Linked DNA regions of Homo sapiens: region 1 is linked to region 2. The links are chromatin contacts, found by Hi-C in ENCODE. All regions are on one chromosome and are shown on one strand. The core of a region is the stretch at or near the end of the contact, and the rest is flanking DNA. Distances in the headings are between cores, read along the strand shown.

What was found. A loop is a pair of places that touch in the nucleus more often than their neighbours do. Pooled maps may share reads with other maps.
Region 1: a pooled map shows a loop between it and region 2 (9-fold over the local background). The contact joins two enhancer-like sites. A Hi-C loop is called at or near these places in 2 of 37 single-sample maps with no recorded cell type and 11 of 50 pooled maps.

What each region holds. Positions count from the first base shown.
Region 1 is chr9:117,782,443-117,785,237 of GRCh38, reverse strand. The region is part of intron 2 of LOC105376244 (a long non-coding RNA gene); the gene reads right to left. Among named protein-coding and RNA genes, the nearest start is that of TLR4, 79 kb to the right of the region's middle. Within about 2 kb of position 1,262, at least 17 of the 41 ENCODE cell types and tissues checked have a DNase peak (open chromatin) inside an H3K27ac peak, as active enhancers do.
Region 2 is chr9:117,486,414-117,489,456 of GRCh38, reverse strand. No RefSeq gene overlaps it. Among named protein-coding and RNA genes, the nearest start is that of ASTN2, 73 kb to the right of the region's middle. RefSeq lists an enhancer at 1,515-1,674. Within about 2 kb of position 1,741, at least 5 of the 41 ENCODE cell types and tissues checked have a DNase peak (open chromatin) inside an H3K27ac peak, as active enhancers do.

The sequences.
Region 1 (2,795 bases), core at 13-2,512, 300 kb before region 2:
AGGGAGCTGCTGTTATAATCCCCAGAGTTCTTCCTCTCCAGACTCTCACAATCCCATTATCCTCCTGCCTGGAGAGACAAGCTCATCTGACAACACTGCCAGCACAGAGACTCATGTGGATGTATTAAATTCACCACCTGGTGACTATAATTAAGATTCCTCTCCTTTGATTTATTTTGGTTGGGGGAAAGAAATCATTTAAGTTCTTGGAGGTGCAGATAAGAGATGATATATGTCCCAACTATTTCCATGATAGTAACACTTCCTGCCGCTAACACAGATGGAAACCCAACTTCAATCACATCCATACTTGACTACCCGTAGCGGAGGAATGATGAGGTGGTAGAGGGAAAAAAAGAAGAAAAGAGAAGTAGTCCAGAGGAAGGAGATAATGAGAAACATGCATGATATTTCTGGGAAAGAGATTTAAACCAAAGAAAGACGCACATCTGCTTGATACACAGAATTGTCTTTTCCAACTGAGAATGCAGCCCCTCTTTTCAATCAGTTGAAGAGTCGGATATCACCTTGAAGATGATCTAAACCAGGAGTTCTTATCCTGATATCTGGAGGTAGACTTGTAGGGAAATTACGAACTTCCGGACATTGAGGAGGGCAGTAAAAGTACCTAGCTTTCCTCAGTCTCTTAAAGCGGTCTAATGACTACAAAGACATTAACAGACCCAGTCAAATCCCCAAATTTTAAGTTAAAGATATTTAAATCCAGAGAGATAAGGAACTTACCCAAATTCATACTGCTGGTTTATGTCACAGGTAAAACCAGCACACAAGTTTCCTGACTCTCGTATTTGGCCCATTTCATCTTAGCGCTTGTCTGCACACCTGTTAGCAGGAGGCTCTGTGATTTGCTCTATATTCTAATCAGAGCCCCATAACAACTCCTGGAGGTGGACAAAGCAGGTGTAAGTAATGCCTTTCGATAGAAGAGAAAAACAAGCTCAGAGCAACTCAGGCAACTCATTTATTCAAGATGAACTTAGTAGCCCTAAATTGGTGTGGCTTCAGGGATCATGATTCTAATATCTCCTTCAGTCAACAACAGATCCTTACACCCTCAGGTGTGCTGCTCCCCAATCTCCAAGCCTGCACAAGTGTGGGTGTGGCTTCAGAGTACTGGGCCAATCAGACTATGTCACTCTTCCGGTGACTTTGACCCAAGGTGTGAGCACATGGTCCAAGCTGAGCCAATCAGAAACCTCATCTGGATTTTGGTTTTAAACTGAAATTGAAAGTGAGTTCTTGATCTCTGGTAAATGATTGAGGAAGTGACACCAAATGAAATGATTGCTGCATAGAGAGGGCTAGGAGAATAAGACTGGCAGAGCATGGATGAGGGAAATGGACAAAAACAAAAACAAAAGTCTTTTAACATAAATCCTTTGGTCTTTTTTCCTCAAGGCTTACTTTTCCATCACTTCCTTATCTATGCAATATCCTAGTATACTCCTAATAATTCTTTTTTGGGAGGCGGTGAAGTAGAGGAAAATGCTTGGATAAACTACATTCAGGGAGATATGCTATTTGCACCTGAGTTCTGCCTAACAGAATGCCTAAGTGTTAGTCAGCTGGCTTAAGCCCAGGCCATCGCCCTTGGACTCAGTCTCTTTGAGAAAGCCTTCAGTGTTACTTTCTACAGCCACTTACATACCTTCACTGTCAGCAGGAAGATGTCTGGGGGAATTGGCTTACCACTAAATGCAGGACCCCGAGGAATAGCGCGGCTCTCTCTTCCTTCTAATCTCAAAGTTAAGAGGAAGGTTTCTTATCCCTTTTCTTTCTCTCTTTATTTCTTTCTCACTTCCTCTCTCCTTATACTGGCTCCCTGGCATCTTTTACTATCCGTGGAGTTCTGATGCCCCCTGCTGCTGACTGCAGGCTGCTGGCTGCTAACTGCAAGAAACACAGGTTTCCCTGGTTGCAGGCTCTGTGTTGGTTGTCTGTGCTAGTTCTTCCGCCTCTCATTATGTTTTCCTCTTATGTGATCTAATACTCTGGCTGTGTTTTCTCACCGTCTTTCTGTGCCACTTGTATCTTTTCCCCCACACCCTCGTCTCAACATCTTTCTCATCACCTCTTTCCTCTTTCAGTTTCAGTTTTAGACTTCGTTCTCTCTGCTGTCATCTGTGTCTCAGTCTATTCTTGAATAGACTGGTTCCCTGCATCTTGAATTCCTGGTTCCTGCATCTTGATCTGTGTCACTGACTCAGCTTCTGTTGCACAACCTCACCCACTCATCAGTGGAATTTTTTTTGTTTTTGTTTTTTCACAGAGAGACTTGCCACATGTTCCTCTCATTGTCCTAAGATAATTTAACAAGCAGGTGATTAGCCTTAACTGAATAGGCAGGGTGGTTAGCTCTTTGCACAGAAAGTTCTTACAAGTAAAAATAAAGCATTTTCCAGGGTTCTAGAAAGTTAGATTTCTTCCACAGTTTTGTGTAATATTTGGCTTTTTTTTTTTCTTTCTGAGGTATAGGATTTTAAAATTTATACCTGGTGGGAACTAGAAGTGGGGAGGAGGTGAGTATTGGAAATCTCTGCGGCGAGTTCTAGATTGGAGAAGGGAGTTCTGGAAGTTATGGTTCCAGGGCTCCCTGTGAGAGGGCAGTGCTTCGGACATCTGTGCCTGAGCTGCTCTGCGTATGAGGTGCCTGCTCAGCAGGTCCTGTTGATGGATCGATTCTTTGGCTCCTAGGACTAATACTCTAAGAACCCCACTGGCCTGAGTTTGTTTTTCTGCCAAAGGGAGCTATCATTAGCATTTGAGACAAATAC
Region 2 (3,043 bases), core at 492-2,991:
ATCACAGAAAAGGGGGAGGAATGTTTCTCTGAGGTTTTTTTTTTTTTTTTTTTTGAGATAGAGTCTCACTGTGTTCTCGCACTGGATCTCAGCTCACTGCAAACTCCGCCTCCCGGGTTCAAGCAATTCTCGTGCCTCAGCCTCCTGAGTAGCTGGTATTACAAGCACGCACTACCATGCCCAGCTAATTTTTGTAGTTTTAGTAGAGACAGAGTTTCACCATGGTGGCCAGGCTGGTCTCGAACTCCTGACCTCAAGTGATCCACCTGCCTCAGCCTCCCAGTGCTGGGATTACAGGCATCAGCCACTGTGTCCGGCCTCTCTGAGGTTTCAATTCAGATCTCCAGGAGACAGGGGGCCTTCTAAACATAATAAACGAGCAGAAGAAGAGGAACTGGGCTGGGAAGGAGGAGATAAAGCTTGGTCTGGATTTGCTCTGATTCTCATGATGCCAGCAGATATCCTTGAAAGCAGAGGCAAATAACTTTAGGCTCTGAATGCGGCGGCACACCAGAGAGTCCCTTCCTCCTTCCTGCCCCATCAGCTGCACCATTGGCCTCCACTCCTCTCACCATCAACTCCGGTGACCCAGCCTCTGGTCACTGGAGGAGGCAGAGCTGGCCTGGGTGGGGGGTGGCAGGAGGAAGTGGGTGGTGGAATTACCCACAAAGTGACTTCTCAAGCTCGCCTATTTCTGGTGCCTCTCCTCCTGATGCATCTCAACCTTGGCCTGAGCTAATGAACCTCAGAGAGCAAAGCTGTCTTTTGTTTGTTTGTCATTTTGAAGTTTTCTGGTTGATTAAGATCTATGCCAGCAGGAGGGTATAAAATCACCAGCAATACTTCATTCGAGGATCACAGGGCACTCTCATCCCCTTCTGACAAAATGCTGAACTTAATATAAAAATGCTGTCCCAACCACTTTAGATCAGAGAAATTGTTAAAAGGACTTTTTTCTTTCTCTTTTTTTTTTCCCATCTGAATTGTTATTTTTCCCTCCTCTTATCATTTTCTGCTTTGTTTCACACCCTCTGTAAATCAGGTTTCTTTTAAAAGAGCAAAAATTGAATTCTAGTTACAGACAAAAACTACAAATGAATTTCACACTGAATGAAGTCCAAGGGAAGGAAAAAAAAAAAAAACTGTTACTGGGTGACACTTTGAAGTTAACTTTTCCTCACCAAACCCCGGTTATCGTTTTCCTAAGGACCACGATGTCACCTACCCCTACTCCCAGCCCCCTTGCCCAACCTGTACCCTTGAAACTCCTAACTCTTAGCAGAAAAAGAATGCAGCCGTCACAGCTTCAGTCTTCTGGGGGAATGTAATTATCTAAACTGGCGCGGATCCAGAGCTCAGCTCCCCCATGAAAAGGATTTCTTATGAAAGATTAAGTGGTAACACATATGTCAACAGCACTCCCAGCTCTGGAGTAATTCTGAGCAAACAAGAAAATGGCAACAGTTCCTGTTTCCAATCTGGAAACCCTCCCCGGGTCTTTTTCCACCCCAGGTGTCACAGAGCTCTTCAATTTGTTCAGGTGTTGTATCATGGGAGCCAATAGACAGGTGAGGGGGACAGTACGTTTATCCACGGTGAGGCTTGAGGGGATGGGAGCCAGAAAAGCAGCTGGTTTGGAGGCAGCCCTATAAGGCTGGCTGTTTTAGGGACGCGGCACCGGCCACCAGGCCTGCGTAGCCCAGGCTCCCTCCCGTTTCCTGTAGCCCTCCGCCTTGGCAGGCATGGCAACACTGCCCTCTGCTGGGGCAGCACAGTCATCACACCCCACCCAAGCTCCCCGGGCCAAGGACGATGGCTGGGAATGTGATGGGGAGGAAAAGGCTTGACAGCCAAGCAACCGCTAGGGTCAGCTCTTGTGTGGCTGGAGTGTCAAGAGTCCCCGTCTCTGATGTGTGCCTTAACCCAGGGTTTTAGAATCGAACAGACAGATCTGCTATGTGACCCTGGGCATGATTTACCTTTCAGAGACTCAGAACAAAGAGAAAAGTCACCTACATTAGAGGACTATGGTGAATATGAAATGAATATTAGCTTTTCAGCAAGGGTGACCACACGTCCTGATTTCCCCAGGATGGTCTCAGTTTTTGCTTGTGGTCCTGATGTAATTGTGAACGGCACCCCTTTCATTCTCAAAAGGCAATAAATTATATGGTTAGCCTATCCAAAACGCAAGACACTCTGCCAGACATAGTAGTTACTCAGCAAAACCTAGTTTCTCTCTATTGTACTTGAATGCTGATCTTCTGTGAATGCAGATAAAGGGACAGGTGAGGCAGTTTCCTTTCCCTTTACTTCTATGGGGTAAACTGTACACTAGCTTTTCTGCATCCAGCAAAGAAAGCAGTATGGCAGTGTATGGAAAAATCAATAGTGAAGAGGGTAGGAGTCATAGGAAGATAAACCAAGCCAACAAATTTCAGCAGAATCCTAAGCAAGCCCCTTCGTCCTCTGTCCTGCTGTCTCCCACGTATGAGGAGTGATCACCTTTGCTTTTCCTTTTTTGTAGGACTGCGGCAAGGCCCAAATGCAGCAATGGGTATGAAAATGCAGTCATAGGCAGAAGCAAGGTATCATTATCTCATTTTTGATGCATACCAACTATCCACAATTGGATATTTTCTAGAGATACTTCTCTGAAAAAGATGCAGAAGTTCAGCATGTATAGCCCCATAGCTATATAATATACATTCATTTATGTCTTCCAAGCCTAAGAAATGTGGGGAATTATTGAAATGTCTACCACTGTGATAGCTCAAATCAGTGACAATGGCCAAATTTTGTTGCATCAATGTCCCTGAGGGGAAGCTGGCACCAATGCCAGGATAGCAGCTGATCTGCGTGTCTATTTACATAAATTTGCATTGGTGTGATGTTGAAAACTAAATGCCAATATTAAGGAAAATCGTTTTCTCCCAGACTAAGTCATCTCAGCAGAGCACAGTAGCAAGGAATACAGGCTCTGGAACCTGGCCTGCTACCCTCTATTTGTGTGACCTTGAAAGTTATAACCTCTTGTGTTGTA